Linked DNA regions of Homo sapiens: regions 1 and 3 are each linked to region 2. A link is a loop called in an ENCODE intact Hi-C map of the cell type or tissue named here. Cell type or tissue: CD4-positive, alpha-beta T cell. All regions are shown on one strand. Each heading gives the region's core, and the rest is flanking DNA. Links, peaks and the distances in the headings are about the cores only.

Region 1 (6,110 bases), core at 657-5,656, 850 kb before region 2:
CTTGACCTCCCATCCTGGGAGTGGCAGTGGCTTCCTGGGGTGCTTCATCCCTCTCATTTGCCCACACCTTTATACACTTCTTTTTCTTTTTTCTTTTCTTTTTTTTTTTTTTTTTTTGACGGAGTCTCACTCTGTCACCAGGCTGGAGGGCAGTGGCACCATCTCAGCTCACTGCAAGCTCTGCCTCCCAGGTTCACGCCATTCTCCTGCCTCAGCCTCCAAAGTAGCTGGGATTACAGGCGCCCGGCTAATTTTTTGTATTTTTAGTAGAGACAGGGTTTCACCATGTTAGCCAGGATGGTTTTGATCTCCTGACCTTGTGATCCACCCGCCTGGGCCTCCCAAAGTGCTGGGATTACAGGCGTGAGCCACCGCGCCCGGCCTATACACTGCTTTTTCTATTTCCATTTTTATTTTAGAATTGGGGGTACATGTGTAGGTTTGTTACCAAGGAATATTGTGTGGCATTGAGGTTTGGAGTAAGACTGAGCCCCTCACCCAGGTAGGGAGCATGGTACCCAACAGGTAGTTTTTCAGCCCCATCCCCCTCCTCTCCACCCTCAGTGGTCCCCAGCGTCTACTGTTGCCATCTTTATGGGAAGATGTGTACCTAATATTTAGCTCCCACTTATAAGTGAGAATATGTGGTATTTGGTGTTCAGTTTCTACATTAGTTTACGTAAGATAATGGCCTCCAGCTGCATCCATGTTGCTGCAAAGGACATGAGTTCATTCTTTTTTATGGCTGTGTAGTCTTCCATGGTGTATATGGACCACATTTTCTTTATTTGGTTCACTGTTGATGGGCAACGAGGTTGATTCCATGTCTTTTCTATTGTCAATAGTGCTGCAATGATCATCCAAGTGTGTGTGTTCTTGACTAGAATGATTTATTTTCCCTGGATATATACCCAGTAATAGGACTCCTGGGTCAAATGGTAGTTCCATTCCTAGTTATTTGAGATATCCTCAAACTGCTCTCCACGGCGACTGTTAGTCCTAGCTCTTTGAGAAGCCAAGGTGGGAGGATTGCTTGAGGCCAGGAGTTTGGGGCCATTCGATTCTCTAACTACTACCCCTGCTGTATAGAAATGTCATTGATATGGATTTGTTTTTATTTTCTTATAAATCCTAATGGACTTTGAATTTTCTATTTAGAGAATCTTACTACCTACAAGTAATGAAAAAATCTCTCTAGCCCTCATATATCTTATTTTTAGTTTTTTACTTTTACTGATATTATTACATCAGTTAGGACACCTCAGTAGAAAATGGAATAAAAGTGGAAAGACCATTAAGCCTCGTTTTGTTCATATTTTAGTGGAAATTGATCTAAGCTTCATCATTAAATATAATATTTGCTATTGATTTGTTGCTGGGCATCCTTTAACATGTTTATGATGTTTCATTCTATTCCTAATTCATTAAGATTTTTTAAACCATAAATAAGTGCAGATTATAGTAATATTGAGCAAATATTTTCTTCTCACCTCCAATGGGCCACCCTCTAGACCCCCTACCCTCACCCTCATCTCCCCTACCTCACCGCGGGTCTCTGTCCTCAGACCCCTGCTGCAGGGGACCCCTGGAGGTGACATATGCTCAGCTGGACCACCAGGCCTTCACTTGGAGGACAGCCCAGGCTGTGTCCCCAGAGTCCATGGTGCCCATGGCTGAGTCTAGCATGTACACAGCCCTCGCCAGGCACTGACTCCGGGACCACTGCCCCCTGCGCCTGAGGAAGTCATGCTTGGAAAAGCCTCAAGAAGCCATCTGGAGGGCTTCCCCTTGGAATCATCCTGGTCTGCAAAACCAGTCAACTGTTCTGGAGATAAGAGGTAGAGCCCAAAGTTCTCTAGTCAGCATCTAGAAAGTTCATTAACCAGGTGATTCCTTCCACAACTGACCAGCACCTCAAAGAGGTGGCATTGCAGCTACTTCTAGAAACCCAGCTGCAATCACCTGGCTGTTTCCAGACACCTAGTTCCAGTCACCTGGTTGTTTCCAGTGATCCAGCTGCTGTCACTTCTCTGTTTCAAGACACCCAGCTCCAGTCTCCTGGCTGTTTGCTGAGTCTCAGCTATAGCCATCCCAGCTGATTCCATTAACAATGTTGCATCCCCCTGCAGTTTCCAAATGTCTTCTGTAAATCCCCCCAGCTGCCCCAGCAATCGTCTACTCAGCTGATCCTGAACATTCTCCTAGAGTTTAGTTGTTGACCTTGAGAATGAGCTATACATATGGATCTGAGAGCTGAGACCAGTCCTCTGGGTCATGCTTTACTTCATGCACCAATGAATAGTTTAAAGACCTCACATCTGGCAGTCCTGTGTCATGTTCTGGGGTGTATAGATCACTTGGACCCAATCTCTGCCTTCATGTTGTTCAAGGTTACATGGGGTTAACAAGAGCTACAAAGGAGGTGTCAGTATTTTTTTAAGGATTTCATTGGCAGTGATTGCATATATTCAAGATGCACAAGGTGATAATTTGATATACATATACATTGTGAAATAATAGCCACGGTCAAATGAATCAGCGCATCCATCACCAGCTACGCTGTACATAAGATCCCCTGAACTTGCTCATCTTAGGCCTCCAAGATGGAGCATATGATCAGGGATCAATTAAGGTGTCTGAGCGGATGCATGGATGGGTGAAGACAGAGAGCTAATCCCACTTATGCACTTACACACATATGCACATGTACTCACACATTCACACATGCACACACATGCACAAACCTGAACGCACTCACACATGTCAGGAGACCTCTGAATCCTCTGTGCGCTGGGACTTGGTTGTCTCCACCCCTCTTAGAAAGTTAGATGCTCTCCCTATTCAGATTAAAACGGAAAATTACTTGAGAACCACTAGGGGGAGACAGTACCTCATTTGAATTAATTTTTGTGCACATTTAAAATAAACAATAACACACTTACCATGGGCATGCCTTTGGCCGGATTGCAAAGGTAAACATATATCAAAGCATCTCATGGTACCCAATAAATATATACAATTATTATTTTTCAATTAAAATATCGTAATAAAATAACAGAAAAGAAACCTGCATACTTGTAACAGAGTGGATTTTTAAATGTCGTTTTATACAAGAAAAAGAATATTTTTTAAAAAACTCAACAATAACTCAATCAGCTTATCCTATGGAGCAATTACTAGTTGAATACTATGCAAACATCAACACATTCACTAGTCTTACATATGCCCCACAGCTTGTCCTATTTTTTCCCCACTTGTGGGGATTTTGATAGTTGTTGAGTATGTCTAATCCAATTATACATTCCAGAGCAAGGAATAAAGCCACAGGATGCATTTGGTGGCCAAGAAAATTCAACAGGAGACAAATCTGAGCTAAAGGTTCATTGACTACCTGACCTCCATAAGCTTCTAATCTGACTGGAGGGTCACCATGATGTTTTGGGTCTTCTGAAGTTAGTGTTAGCTCAGAGCCAGTGTCTAGTTGCACCCAAAATATCTGATCATTTCCTTTACCCAGTACACAGCTACCATGATAAAGGCCATAGGTCCATTTAAGGGAAGCTGAGATAAATATAATTGTTTAACTTTTTATAGTATATACCGGGGCAGCGCCTTCAAGGATACCTGGTCTTCCCTTTAATTCAAGGGGTTCTGGGTCTATAAACTGGTGAAATTCTAGTAATTGATTAAGAGACTGTAACTGTCTATTTTATGATTTTAATTAGATTCTTGTTCTCTTTGCCAAGAAATGTTCTGCTTATACAAATCAAGTAAGAATGAAGTAAGTTTCCTATCTATTTCACGTCTTAGAACGCTGCGGTCAACTAGACAACACTAAAGGGCTGCATGAGACAGTCTATTCTGATTACTGCCTTGATTCTGCTTTCCATTATGATCACCACACCCAGTTCTATGATAACCACACCCAATTCAACACACCAGATTCTCACCTTTGTCGACTGACTTCTGACACTTGAGTCCTGCCACTCTAGGATCCAACTACTCCCCTTACATTTAGGTTTCTCGGTTCAGTGGCAGCAGTTCCCACTGGAAGTTCTGGCCTCTCCTAATACACCCTCTGTCCTTTCCCACCTTGTCTCTGCCCTGGAGGCTGACTCTATGGATTGCATCACCAACATCTTCTTGTGTCTAGTGTCTGGTTGAGTTCAGCCATGGGAGGCACTGTCAGGAGAGCAGAGGGTGAGAGGAGAGAGAGGCCGGGGAATCTATTCCCACACGTACGCCCTGCCAGGCAATAAACTGTGCTCCTCTACCCATGACATAAGCTCCCACGAGGCACCTCCCATCTCCCAGCTCAGTCCTCAAGGTGACTTTCCAGAGACCTAGTTACATTCGGCTGTTACTAAAGAGTCAGCTACAGTCATCTAGCTGTTTCCAGTGACCACCCCCAATCCCCCATAGCTGCCTGCCTGTTTGCAGAGACCCAGCTACATGCACCTAGCTGTTTCTAGAGACCCGGCTACATCCACCTGGCTGTTTCCAGAGACCCGGCTACATCCACCTGGCTGTTTCCAGAGACCCGGCTACATCCACCTGACTGTTTCCAGAGACCCGGCTACATCCGCTGGCTGTTTCTAGAGACCCGGCTACATCCACCCAGCTGATTTCATTATCACTGACGCAGTCCCCAGCTGCTCCTATGTCTCCTGGAAATCCCCAATTGCCCCAGAGACTTTGTTGTAATTTTCTGTTCAGCTGACTCTAGGGATCTTCCTGGAGCTTAATTGCTGGCCTTAAGAATGGGCCATATTTATGCAACTGAGAGCAGAGCCCAGTTCTCTGGGCCATGCTTTCCTTTGTACATCAACAAATAATCCTAAAGACCTAAAGTCTGGCAATCCCACGCCAGGTCCTAGGGTGCACAGGTCACCTGCATCCAGTCTTTGCCTTCACAGTTATTCAAAGCTGAGCAGGGAAAAAGGAGAGCCACAGAGAAGTTCAGTGTTTTCCTTTTTATCTTTTTAAAAAATCCTTTTTTATCCTTAAAATGATTTAATCAACCAAGATTGTATATATTGAGGTGTACAACATGATGATTTGATATACGTATACATTGTGTAATGATTGCCACAATCAAATTAGCACACTCAGGACAACCAGTGCCCTAAATAGATCCCCTGGATTTGTACACGTTATGCCTTAAAGTTGGTGCCAGAGTTCCATTTATTTATTTTTATCCATATATAATAGTTGTATATAGGTTTGGGGTACTTATGATATTTTGATACTTGTATGCAATGGGTAATAATAAAATCAGGGTAATTAGAATATCCATCACCTCAAATATTTATCTTTTCTTTTTGTTGGGGAGCATTACAATTCTTTTATTCTAGTTGTTTTGAAATACACAATATATTATTGTTAACTATACTTCCCCTACTGTACTGTCAAATACTCAGTTATTTCTCCTATCCAGCTGTATTTCTATACTCCGTAACTAACATCTCCTTATCTCCCACCCTTTCCAGCTCTAGTAACCACCAGTCTACACATTTTTTTTTTTTGAGACAGAGTCTTGCTGTGTCACCCAGGATGGAATGCAGTGGCGTGATCTTGGCTCACTGCAACCTTTGCCTCCTGGGTTCAAGAGATTCGCCTGCCTCAGCCTCCTGAGTAGCTGGGATTACAGATGCATGCCACCACGCCAGGCTAAAGACAGGGTTTCACCATGTTGGCCAGGATGGTCTCGAACTCTTGACCTCAAGTGATCCACCCGCCTCAGCCTCCCAAAGTGCTGGGATTACAGGCATGAGCCACCACGCCCGGCCTTTTTTTTTTCTTTTGAGACAAGGTATTGCTCTGTTGCCCAAGCTGGAATGCAGTGACACAATCATGGCTCACTGCAGCCTCAACCCTCCAGGGCTCAAGCGATCCTCCTGCCTCAGACTCCCGAGTAGCTAGGACCACAGTGCACACCACCACGCCCAACTAATTTTTGTATGTTTCGTAGAGAAGGGGTTTTGCCACATTGGCCAGGCTGGTCTGGAACTCCTGACCTCAAGTGAACCACCTGCCTTGGCCTCCCAAATCACTGGGATTACAGGCACAAGCCACCACACCTGGCCAACCAGTCTACTCTCTCTGTTTAG
Region 2 (6,110 bases), core at 513-5,512:
AGCTCCCCCAGAGCAAGCGAAACCTCACCCATTCTTGAAGCTCACGCTCTGGTCCGGGCCTGGTATGGCTCAGAGGTGGGGACTCCTGGAGTGCAGCTTCTCTCCTTACCCTGGCCATCCCCTCCCTCTGGCCAGCAGAATCAGCCTCCAGGGCCACAGCTCCATCCCCCTCTGCTCTATGGCCTCTGTCTTGCTGCTGCAGCTCCTTCCACACCTGGGACCACGCCCCGCTTTGGCCCCCACATCACTGTCACCACATTCTTCTGCCTTTTTCTTTGCCTGTCTTCCTTGTATCCCCATCTCTCAGGATCCCTGCGAATCCATCTCTGCTCCTGTTTCTCACTTGCTGTTGGTCTCTTTTTTTCATTATCCATTTCTCACCCTCATCATCTCTATCTCTGTATTGCCCAGGATGGAGTGCAGTGGTGTGATCTCAGCTCACTGCAGCCTTGACTGCCCGGGCCCAAGCGATCCTCCTGCCTCAGCTTCCTGAAAAGGTGGGACTACAGATGTGCGCCACCACACCCGGCTCATTTTTAATTTTTGTAGAGACGGGCTCACTATGTTGCCCAGGCTGGTCTCAAACTCCTGAGCTCAGGCGATCCTCCTGTCTCACTCTCTCAAAGTGCTGGGCTTATGTCTGGGTTTATAAGTGTGAGCCACCATGCCTGGCCTCACTTCATTTTCCATGATCAAATTCTCTATCTTTTCTTCTCTGTGCCAATCTCTTTTTGCCTTTCATTTTCAATTTCTCACACTCGTCTTTATGCCGTATTTTTTTCATGGTAATTTCTTTTGCTCTCTCTCACCATCTTTCTCATTTTTTTTCTTTCGTTGTCAGTTTCATATTCCCATCATTTCTTTTTCCCTGTCTTTCTTTTTCAATTTCTCACCCTCATTACATCTATTTCTCACTCCAGTTTTCGTGGTCAGTTTCTCTTTATTTTTTTCTCCCTTGTCCTTCTGTCTTTTTGTTTCATTATCAGTCTCACACTCTCATCTCTGTTTCTCACCTAGTTTTTCCTGGTCAATTTATCTGTCTTTCCCCCTCAGTCTTTCACTTTTCTTTCAGATCTCACCTTCACCACCTCTGTTTCTCACTCCATTTTTCATGGTAAATTTCTCTCTCTCTTTTTTGAGACAGGATCTTGCTCTGTTGCCCAGGCTGAAGTGCAGTGGTGCGATCTCAGTTCACTGCAGCCTTGAACTCCCAGGCTCAGGTGATCCTCCGACCTCAGCCTCCTGAATAGCTGGGATTACAGATGCACACCACCATGCCTGGCTAATTTTTTTTTTTGAGACAGAGTCTTGCTGTGTTGCCCAGGCTGGAGTGCAGTGGCGTGGTCTCGGCTCACTGCAACCTCCACCTCCCGGGTTCAAGTGATTCTCCTGCCTCAGCCTCCTGAATAGCTGGGATTACAGGCGTGTGCCACCACTCCCGGCTAATTTTTGTATTTTTAGTAGAGACGGGTTTCACCATGTTGGCCAGGCTGGTCTCAAATTCCTGACCTCGTGATCCGCCTGCCTCGGCCTCCCAAAGTGCTGGGATTACAGGGGTGAGCCACTGCTCCCGGCCTGATTTTTTGTCGAGATGGGTTCTCACTATGTTGCCCAGGCTGGTCTCAAACTCTTGGGCTCAAGTCATCGGCTTGCTGCGGCCTCCCAAAGTGCTGGAATTGCAGGCGGGAGCCACTGGGCCCAAACTGTTTCTGTATCTTCCGTCCTCTTGTCTTTCACTTTCAGTTCTCAGCTTCGCCACCTGCTTCTCACTCGATTTTTCACGGTCGGTTTTGCTATATCACCTCATACTCTCATCGTCTCCATTTCTCACTGCGTTCTCTCCCCAGGCCCAGCGCTGTGGTATCTTTTCCTTTGTCTCTTACGGTTGTTTTCTGAGTCTCCATCTCCCGCGCCTTCCCTGCAGTCTCCCGCGTGCTCTCTTCTCTCTCCCCCTCGTTTCTCTCATGGTCAGCCCCCTTCCCTCCGTTTCTGTCTCCCGCGGGCTCCTCTGTCCGTTTCTCACCGTCCCCGCCGCCCTCGCCGCTCCCTCACGGGAGGTTTCACTCCCCACCTAAGGGGCAGCGTTTCTGTCCTCCCTCTGTGCCCGTCGCAGTCGCTGTTTCTCCGTCTTCTCCCTCCCTTCCACTCTCCCGCCCTGCTCGCCGTCTGGGGCTGCCTGGGTTTCTGCCTCTGTCGCCCCGCGCCCCGTACCTGTGCCCTCCTGAGAGGCCCAAGCCTCCCGCTCCCGCAGGAGAGTCTCGCCGCAAGCGTCCTTTCCCGCCTTTTTTTTTTCTGGCGCTCAGCACGCATGCGCAGGCGCGGTGGGCCCGGGAATGGAGGGACGGGATGGGGCAGGCGTTCATCTGCCTCGCACCTCGTGACGTCACAGGCGCGCTGCGCCTCCTGATTGGCCAGCCGGCGCATCGCCCGCAGTAATAATAGCTGGGCGAAGGGCAACCAGGCCCCAAGAAGCGGGCCTTGAGGTGGGGAAAGGGAGGGAGGAAGCAGGCCCTAGAGGCGCCGTGACTTGGGGGTGGGTGGGCTCCAGCTGTGAGTTAGAGCTATCATTCCGTTTCCAGAGCCGGAAGCGGGAGCTCCGAGAGGTGATGCTCCTCGTTCAAGGACTGCCAGGGTTGCAGCGCCTCCCTAGCCCATAGCGCCCCCTCGTGGTGGAGGCGGGCACGTGCCGGGCACAGCGGCTGCGGAGACAGCGGGTCCGGCCTCGGGACCCCTCCCGTAGGGTAGGGAGGCAGCCAATGAGCAGAAATAAATGCAGAATCACAAACTGCGCCGGTGAAATGAAAAGACAGCCATGTGTGCCACCTTATCAATAGGAAGACTTGGAGGCGTATGCGGGGTGGAGTGGGAGACGAGGCAGGCATGCATTCTTAGCTTCAGGAGCAATGTAACCTTGAAAAAGTGACTTGGTCTCTTTGAGTCCCCGTTTCTTATTTATATTGTTTTATTTATTTATTATTTATTGAGACGGAGTCTCGCTCTGTCACCCACGCTGGAGTGCAGTGGCGCTATCTCAGCTCACTGCAACCTCTGCCTCCCAGGTTTAAACGATTCTCCTGCTGCAGCCTCCTGTGTAGCTGGGATTACAGGCGCACGCCACCACACCGGGCTAATTTTTGTATTTTTAGTAGAGACGGGGTTTCACCATGTTGGCCAGGCTGGTCTCAAAGCCGACCTCGTGATCCACTCGCCTTGGCCTCCCGAAGTGCTGAGATTACAGGTGTGAGCCACCGCGCCCGGCCACCTGTTTCTTTCTCTGGAAAAAAAATGGGGCGCCAGGGTTGTTGGAAAGGTGGAACGAGAGCTCACCTAGTCTGTGCTGGGCATGCATGACCCCAACTTCAGGCCATAGAAACTGTTGCTACACCTGTGTTTCAGATGGGGTAAAAAGTGAGGCTCAGAGAAGTTTAACTTAGGAGCCACGATTATAACCTGTTTTAAGTGATTTCACACGTTTTGCTCCTTGGATTGGGAACCATATGCTAAAATAGAAGCACGAGTCTGGAGTCCGACTCTCCTACCAGGTTCCAATCGTGGTTCCAACCCGGATTAGAACTAGTTGGGTGACTGCAGGCCCCAATTCAATGAACAAAATGTGTGTGAAATCGTTTAAAACCGCAGAATATTGTTTGTTAGGGTTATTTGCTGAAAACGAACAACAGCTGCAGGATTTCAGGGAACGAGCGATTATTTGTAGTAGAGAAATCAAGGAAACCTCACAGGGGAGATGATATTATTTCATCAGCAGGCCACAAGGAGAAATGAATTCTCAGAGAAGCAAAGGGTGGGAGAAATTTGCATTGCCAGAAATTTTCATCGGTGTTATCCATCTCTGCTAGACTTTAAGCTCTGTGAAAGATCTGTATCTATTTCAATTGCTGCCATAATACATCGCCACAAATTTAGTGGTTTAAAACAACGCAGACTTATTATTTTGCAGTTTTGTAGGTCAGAAGTCAGACTTGCTTAGTGGGCTAAGATCAAGGCGCCAGCAGGGTGGTTCCCTTTGGAAGGCTCTAGGGGAGAATCCATTTCCCTGCCTTTTCCAGCTTCTAGAGGCCACCTACATTCCTTGGCTTGTGGCTCCATCCCCCATCATCAAAGCCAGCAACATTGCATCTCTCTGACCTTTCCTCTGCCTTCGTATTTTTCTCTCTCACTGTGGCTTGAAAGGTTCTCTGATTTTATTTATTTATTTATGAGACAGAGTCTCACTCTGTCGCCCAGGCTGGAGTGCAGTGGTATGATCTCGGCTCACTGCAGCCTCTGCTGCCCAGGTTCAAGCAATTCTTATGCCTCAGCCTCCTGAGTAGCTGGGATTACAGGCGTGTGCCACCACTCCCGGCTAATTTTTGTATTTTTAGTAGAGATGGGGTTTCACCATGTTGGCCAGGCTGGTCTTGAACTCCTGACCTCAGGTGATCCACCCGCCTTGGTCACCCAAAGTGGTGGGATTACAGGCGTGAGCCACGGCACCCAGCCAGTTCTCTGAGTTTAAGGACTTAGATTGGGGCCACTTGGCTAATCAGGATAATTTCTCCATTTCAAGGTCTGGACCCTTAATTACATCCACAAGTCCCCTTTTGCCACGTAAAGTAACATATTCACAGTTTCTGTGGATTGGGGCACACACATCTTTGGGCGAGGGGCATATTATCTTGTCTATCATGGATCTATCTGGAATCCCTAGTGTCTAGGGCAGTGCTTGAAACTCAGTAGTTAATTTTTATGTTATTTGTTAAATGAATGAACAAATGAGAGATGACATTGTAAGTCTAAGAGACACTGGAGATGAGATTGGAGGCCTGTGGAATTTGGATTTTTTTTTTTTTTTTTTTTTTTTTTTTTTTTTTTTTTTGAGACGGAGTCTCGCTCTGTCGCCCAGGCTGGAGTGCAGTGGCGTGATCTTGTCTCACTGCCAGCTCTGCCTCCCGGGTTCACACCATTCTCCTGCCTCAGCTTCCCGAGTAGCTGGGACTACAGGCGCCCACCACTATGCCCGGCTAATTTTTTGTATTTTTAGTAGAGACGGGGTTTCACTGTGTTAGCCAGGATGGTCTCGATCTCCTGACCTCGTGATCTGCCTGCCTCGGCCTCCCAAAGTGCTGGGATTACAGGCGTGAGCCACCGCGCCCGGCCGGAGTTTGGATTTTTATGGAGCAGCATTTCTTCAGGCTTCCTGGATGATGGAGTTTGGAGATACAAACGTCAGTTCATGTGTCAAATGCCTACTGTGTGACAGAGCATGTACTAACTACTGGGAGGTAGTGTTAGGGAGCAAAGCAGGGGAAGGGGCAGGGGAGACTGAGGGTTGCAGTTTAAAATAGGATGGCCAGGTGTGGTGGCTCATGTCTGTAATCCCAGCACTTAGGGAGGCTGAGGCAGAGGGATCGCTTGAACCCAGGAGTTCAAGACCAGCCTGGCCAACATGGCGAAACCCTGTCTCTACTAAAAATACAAAAAAATTAGCCTGGTGTGGCGGTGCATGCCTATAATCCCAGCTCCTCGGGAGGCTGAGGCAGGAGAATCGCTTGAACCTGGGAGGCGGAGGCCACAGCGAGCCAAGATTGTGCCACTGTACTCCAGCCTGGGTGACAGAGACTGTCTCGAAAAAAATAAATAAATAAAAATAAAATAAAAAATTCACCAAGCAGGGGCGTGCTCCTGTAGTTCCAGCTACCCGGGAGGTTGAGGCAGAAGAATCACTTGGGCCCTGGAGGTTGAGGCTGTAGTAAGCCATGGTCAAGCCACTGCACTGCAGCCTGGATGAGTGAGACCCCGTCTCAAAAAAAAAAAAAAAAAAAAAAAGGATGGTTAAGAGACATTTTACGGGCCGGGCGCGGTGCCTCACTCTAGTCCCAGCACTTTGGCAGGCTGAGGCAGGTGGATCACCTGAGGTCAGGAGTTCCAGACCAGCCTGGCCAACATGGTGAAATCCCGTCTCTACTAAAAATGCAAACAATTAGCCGGGTGTGGTGGTGCATGCCTATAATCCCAGCTACTCGGGAGGCTGAGGCAGGAGAATCCTTTAAACCCAGGAGGCGGAGGTTGCAGTGAGCCGAGATCCCGCCACTGCACTCCAGCCTGGGTGA
Region 3 (6,110 bases), core at 305-5,304, 360 kb before region 2:
AGGGGTTCTGGAATATTGAGCGAAGGCATTACGACATTCGAGAAACTCTTCATTGAATGTTCCAGAAACAGTGGTTTGTCCAGGCTGAGCCCCGTCTCCTTATGGTGGACATGAGGCTTTTTGTACACCCAGCACTCCGTACCTGAATTAGTTTCCTTTCTGTTTTTGAGATGGAGTCTCGCTCTGTCACTCAGGCTGGAGTGCAGTGGTGCAATCTCTGCTCTGTTCACTGCAACCCCCACCTCCTGGGTTCAAGTGATTCTCCTGCCTCGGCCTCCCAAGTAACTGGGATTACAGACATGTGCCACCATTACCAGCTAATTTTTGTATTTTTAGTACAAACAGGGTTTCACCATGTTGGCCAGGCTGGTCTCAAACTCCTGGCCTCAGGTGATCCACTTGTCTCGGTCTCCCAAAGTGCTGGGATTACAGGCGTCAGCCATCGCGCCTAAACTTAGTTTCCTATCACTGCTGTAATTTGCAAATTTAGTGGCAGAAAAACAATGCAGATTTGTTATCTTACAGCTCTGCAGATCAGACATCTGAAATTGGTCCCCCTGGGCTGGAATCAAGTTGTGAACAGAACCAATTTATTCTGGAGGTTCTAGGGGAGAATTCATTCCCTTCCCTTTTCCAGCTGCTGCCTGCATGTCTGGGCCCATGGACCTTCTTTCATCTTCAGAGGCAGCCATGCAGCATCTTCAAATCTCTCAGTCTGACCCTCTGGCCTTCCTCTTATAAGGACCCTTGTGATGATCTTGCCCTTCCCCACAGGTAATCCAGGACAACCTTCCCATCTCAAGATCTTTAATTTAATCACATCTGCAAAATCCCCTTCACAGCTGGGTGACGGGCAGGTGGCTGTAATCCCAGCTACTCGGGAGGCTGAGGCAGGAGGATCACTTGAGCCCAGGAGTTTGGGAACAACGTGGGCAACATAGAAAGACCCTATCTCAAATAAAAAAAAATAATAATAATAGTAATAATGATGACAATGGCCAGGCATGGTGGCTCATGCCTGTAATCCTAGCACTTTGGGAGGCCAAGGGGGTGAATCACCTGAGGTCAGGAGTTCAAGACCAGCCTGAACCAACATGGAGAAACCCCATTTCTACTAAAAATACAAAAATTAGCCGAGCCTGGTGGCAGGTGCCTGTAATCCCAGCTACTCAGGAGGCTGAGGCAGGGGAATTGCTTGAACCAGGAGGCGGAGGTTGCAGTGAGCTGAGATCGCGTCACTGCACTCCAGCCTGGGTGACAGAGCGAGACTGTCTCAGAAAAAAAAAAAATTAAAATTAAAAAAAAAGGGAAAAGAAGAAAATGGAGAATCCAGGCCGGGCACGATGGCTCATGCCTGTCATCCCAGCACTTTGGGAGGTGAAAGCAGGTGGATTGCTTGAGCTTAGGAGTTGAAGACCAGCCTGGACAACATGGCAAAATGCTGTCTCTACAAAAAATAAAAAAATAAAAAAAACTAGTGGGGCAGAGTGGCGCAGCCTATATAGTTCCAGCGACTCTGGAGGCTGAGGTGGGAAAATCATTTGAGCCCAGGAGGTCCTAGTTATAGTGAGCTAGGATCACACCACTGCACTTCAGCCTGGGTGACAGAGCAAGACCCTATTTCCAAATAAACGAATAAAAAATAATAATAGGCCGGATGCGGTGGCTCACACCTGTAATCCCAGCACTTTGGAAGGCTGAGGTGGGCGGATCATGTGGTCAGAAGATCAAGACCATCCTGGCCAACATGGTGACACCCCATCTCTACTAAAAATACAAAATTTAGCCGGGCGTGGTGGTGCGCACCTGTAGTCCCAGCTACTGGGGAGGCTGAGGCAGAAGATTCGCTTGAACCTGGAAGGCAGAGGTTACAGTGAGCTGAGATCGTGCCACTGCACTCCAGCCTGGGCGACAGAGCTAGACTCCGTTTCAAAGAATAATAATAATAGTAATAATAATAATAATAATAATAATAACAAAATGGGCATCCGGCTGAAGAAGTAACATTTGGGCTCTCAGGGCAGGGGAGGCACCCACCGCCAGCTTAGCCTGACGTTCGCGTTCCTTCTCAGTTCTGAAGCGCTGTTGCTCGGCTCTCTCTGACCGGCGCCGCTCCTGGGAAACGGAGAAGCATAAGGGGGTGCAGGGACGTACCCCCAGTCTTCCTTCCCCAGAGTAGGCTAATAAACAGATTGGAGTGTGGCCACCGACTTGGGTGAATTCGCGAAAGCCTAAGGCTCAGCTCTGTACTAGGAGGAAAACTATTATCTGCATCTCCCAAGATGCAAGGGATCCACATGGAGGGAGGAAGACCGGGGGGAACCCGGACTCTCGGCTCACAATGCGCTCCTTCAAGGCAACCAGCTCCTCTTCCTCCTTCTTCCGCTGCTCGAAATGTACATCGATGAGTGTCTGCAGCTCCAGCAGGTCTTTCTCCATGCGCTTGCGGTGGATGTCCTGCAGGACACACGGGCAGCCCGTCCTAGGAGACCCTGGAGGGGGCAGCAGCCTCCCAGCACCTCCCCCATGCAGGATGGTGAACTGAACCGTTTCCCAGGACGGTATCCAGCAGGTGGCAGCAATGCCTCGTGTTTGACACTAATCAGCTCTTCCAAGGACAGGCTTCCCAAAGACGGGAGTGGGGAGTGGGGACCGGCGCCTTTTTTTTTTTTTTTCCTCCCAGGCTGGAGTGAAATGGCGCGATCTCGGCTCACCGCCACCTCCGCCTCCCAGGTTCAAGCGATTTTCCTGCCTCAGCCTCCCGAGTAGCTGGGATTACAGACACCTGCCACCACGCCCGGCTAATTTTTGTATTTTTAGTAGAGACGGGGTTTCACCATATTAACCAGGCTGGTCTCGAACTCCTGACCTCAGGTGGGTCACCTCAGCCTCCCAAAGTGCTGGGATTACAGGCATGAGGCCCCGCGCCCGGCCGGCGCCTTTTCATGATTGACACAAAGGCCCCTTAAAGACTAGCAACTGCGCCTGCGGAGGGGTCTCTTGTCACTTACATCGAAGTCAACGCGCTCCCCTTCTGGGATCTTTGGCGGGATCAAAGGAGGCACCACGGGGCGGCTGAGTGGACAGAAACACAGAGACCATGAGTGGCCCGACCTCCCTGAGCCACCTCCCACCTCCGGGATGTGCCGTCCAGTGAGGTAGCCGCCAGCCCCGGGAGGCTCCTGAACGTGGAGGGTCCCAGCTGAGGCGGGCTGTCAGTGAAACACACAAAAGAAGGTAAAATACCTCACTACTCATGTTTTTTTGGTTGTTGTTGGTTTTGTTTTGTTTTTTTGACGGAGTCTTGCTCTGTCACCCAGGCTGGAGTGCGGTGGCGCCACCTCGGCTCACTGCAAGCTCCGCCTCCTGGGTTCACGCCATTCTCCTGCCTCAGCCTCCCGAGTAGCTGGGACTACAGGCGCCCACCACCAAGCCTGGCTAATTTTTCTGTATTTTTAGTAGAGACGGGGCTTCACTGTGTTAGCCAGGATGGTCTCGATCTCCTGACCTCGTGATCCGCCCGCCTCGGCCTCCCAAAGTGCTGGGATCACAGGTGTGAGCCACCGCGCCCGGCACTAATCATGTTTTATACTGATTACATGTTGAAATGATAAAACATTATATAACAGATTAAAAAAACTGTGCTATGAAAATTAATTTTTCCTATATTGTTGTACTTTAAAAAATATGCCTAGTAAGAATTTTTTTTTTTTTTTTGAGACAGAGCCTCACTCTGTCACCCAGGCTGGAATGCAGTGGCGCCATCTCTGCTCACCACAACAACCTCCACCTCCCAGATTCAAGCGATTCTCCTGCCTCAGCTTCCCGAGTAGTTGGGATTACAGGCGCCTGCCACCACGCCTGGGTAATTTTTGTATTTTTAGTAGAGACGGGGTTTCACCATGCCGGCCAAGCTGGTCTTGAACTCCCGACCTCAGGCGATCTGCCTGCCTCAGCCTCCCAAAGTGCTGGGATTACAGGCAGGAGCCCCTGCGCCCAGCCATTTTTAAATTTTTTGTAGAGATGGCGTTTCACAGCCTGGGCGCGGTGGCTCACGCCTGTAATCCTAGCACTTTGGGAGGCCAAGGTGGGCGAATCACTTGAGGTCAGGAGTTCAAAACCAGCTTGGGCATCATGGTGAAACCCCATCTCTACTAGAAATTAAAAAAAAAAATTAGCTGGGCATGGTGGTACGTGCCTGTAATCCCTGCTACTCAGGAGGCTGAGGCAGGAGAATCGCTTGAACCCCGGAGGCAGAGATTGCAGTGAGCCGAGATCGTGCCATCGCACTCCAGCCTGGGTGACAGAGGGAGACTCTATCTCAAAAAAAAAAAAAAAGAGATGGCGTTTCACTATGTTGTCCAGGGTGGTCTTGAACTTCTGAGCTCAAGTGATCCTCCCGCCTCAGCCTCCCAGAGTGCTGGGACTATAGGCGTGAGCCACTGCGCCCAGCCTTTAGTAAGAAATTGTAAGTGACGTGTGTGGCTTGCCATCTATTTCTATTGGGTGGTGCCGCTCTGAGGCTCAGCCCTCAGCCTGCTCTGATTTCCTGCCACTTCCTTGGAATTCTCTTTTCTGGGTTTCTGAGACAGTGAAGAGCGATTCCAAGATGAAGCAGACAGGACTTAGGGGATGCTGGGCAAGGGGAGGGAAGAGGTGAGGACAATCCCCAAGGGTCTCTGGGCCAGGGGGCCAAGTGTACAGCAGGGCCGTCATCTCCATCTTGGAAAAGTCGATAAGCTCCATCAGGGCGTCATGTGTGGGAATAAAATATGGCTTACCATATTGTACAGGAATGAATACCGGCTTGCCTCCCACCCCTCTGGCTGTTCCATCCCTATCTCCTGCCCCGACAGCCCCGTGAGCTGCCAGTGAGCTTTCCTTTTCCCTTTTCTCATCATCAATGCCATTCACTCCAATGACTTCAGGTATCATCAACTGCTGAGGACTCGCCAACTGTCTCTGGTCCAGACTCTCTCCTAAGCCCCAGACTCAAGCTAACAGGTATCTCCTGAACTTTTCCCACCTTCCCACACATGACGTCCTGATGGAGCTCACCAACTTCTCTGAGAAGGAGATGGCAGCCCCACTGTCCACTTTGTTCCCCAGCCCAGAGACCCTTCGGGGTTGTCCCCATTGCTTCCCTCCCCTTGCCCAACAATCCCCAAGTCCTGTCCCTTTGCCTTGGAATCCCTCTCAGTCCATTCCCCCACCCCACCCCACCCCCTTTTTTTTTTTTTGAGATGGAGTTTCACTCTTGTTGCCCAGGCTGCCGTGCAATGACACGATCTTGACTCACTGCAACCTCTGCCTCCCGGTTCAAGCGATTCTCCTGCCTCAGCCTCCCAAATAGCTAGGATTACAGGTGCCCACCACAATACCTGGCTAATTCTTTTGTATTTTTAGTAGAGACAGAGTTTCACCATGTTGACCGGGCTGGTCTCAAACTCCTGACCTTAGGTAATCCGCCCCCCTCAGCCTCCCAAAGTGCTGGAATTACAGGCATGAACCACTGCGCCCGGCCCCATTCCCTTATTTTTATTTATGTTTTAGAGACAGGGTCTTGCTCTGTTGCCCAGGCTGGAGTACAGTGGTGTAATCATAGCTCACTGCAGCCTCCAAATCCTGGGTTCGAACAATCCTCCTTCCTCAGCCTCCTGAGTAGCTGGAATCACAGGTGTGTGCCACTGTGCCCGGCTAATTTTTTAAAATTTTTTGTAGAGATGTGGGGGATCTCATTTTGTTACTTAGGCTGATCTTGAACTCCTATCCTCAAGTGATCCTCCCACCTGCCGCTGCGCAGGCAGAGGGCACAGTGTGTGCAAAGGCTCAGGGGTATGAAAGCACAGGCATGGCTAGAGAACCATGAAACGCTGTGTGTCTGTCAGTGGGGAAGGCAGATGCCGGAAAGGTCCGCTGGAGCCAGATGGGGAAGGCTTTGAATGCAGGCTAGTTGCTTTGACTGCGTCTTAAGAGTAGTGGGGAGTTGAGGAAAGATTCTGAGCAGAGGAGGGGCAGGGTTAGCTCTGGTGTTAGAAAAGTCTCTCTCGAGTCATGGAGGAGGATGAGCCACAAGTTGTAGGCAGGGAGGCCAGAGAGGAGGCTGGGGT

The links. A loop is a pair of places that touch in the nucleus more often than their neighbours do. Peaks named below come from ENCODE experiments on the same cell type or tissue, not always from the same donor. Only the 100,000 strongest peaks of a DNase experiment are listed, where the experiment ranks them.
Region 1: a loop joins it to region 2, with 6 times the contacts of the local background. A loop is called at or near these places in 4 of 110 quality-filtered maps.
Region 3: a loop joins it to region 2, with 12 times the contacts of the local background. A loop is called at or near these places in 69 of 110 quality-filtered maps.

What each region holds. Positions count from the first base shown.
Region 1 is chr19:54,650,520-54,656,629 of GRCh38, forward strand. No RefSeq gene overlaps it. Among named protein-coding and RNA genes, the nearest start is that of MIR8061, 8.3 kb to the left of the region's middle. In CD4-positive, alpha-beta T cell, for the core only: a CTCF peak has its summit at 2,903 (motif pointing right); a DNase peak (open chromatin) is centred at 4,662.
Region 2 is chr19:55,501,537-55,507,646 of GRCh38, forward strand. The region is part of intron 12 of SSC5D (scavenger receptor cysteine rich family member with 5 domains); the gene reads left to right. Among named protein-coding and RNA genes, the nearest start is that of SSC5D, 16 kb to the left of the region's middle. RefSeq lists silencers at 2,160-2,249, 2,300-2,349. In CD4-positive, alpha-beta T cell, for the core only: CTCF peaks have their summits at 2,667 (motif pointing left) and 2,868; DNase peaks (open chromatin) are centred at 1,812, 2,385 and 2,635; H3K4me3 peaks cover 1,184 bases; H3K27ac peaks cover 276 bases.
Region 3 is chr19:55,138,846-55,144,955 of GRCh38, forward strand. It overlaps TNNT1 (troponin T1, slow skeletal type), which reads right to left. Exons shown (of 14, transcript NM_003283.6): 7 at 3,012-3,075; 8 at 2,341-2,457; 9 at 2,038-2,115. Among named protein-coding and RNA genes, the nearest start is that of TNNT1, 7.3 kb to the right of the region's middle. RefSeq lists enhancers at 2,427-2,486, 2,616-3,120 and a silencer at 2,704-2,929. In CD4-positive, alpha-beta T cell, for the core only: CTCF peaks have their summits at 2,553 (motif pointing right) and 2,760; a DNase peak (open chromatin) is centred at 2,556; H3K27me3 peaks cover 2,645 bases.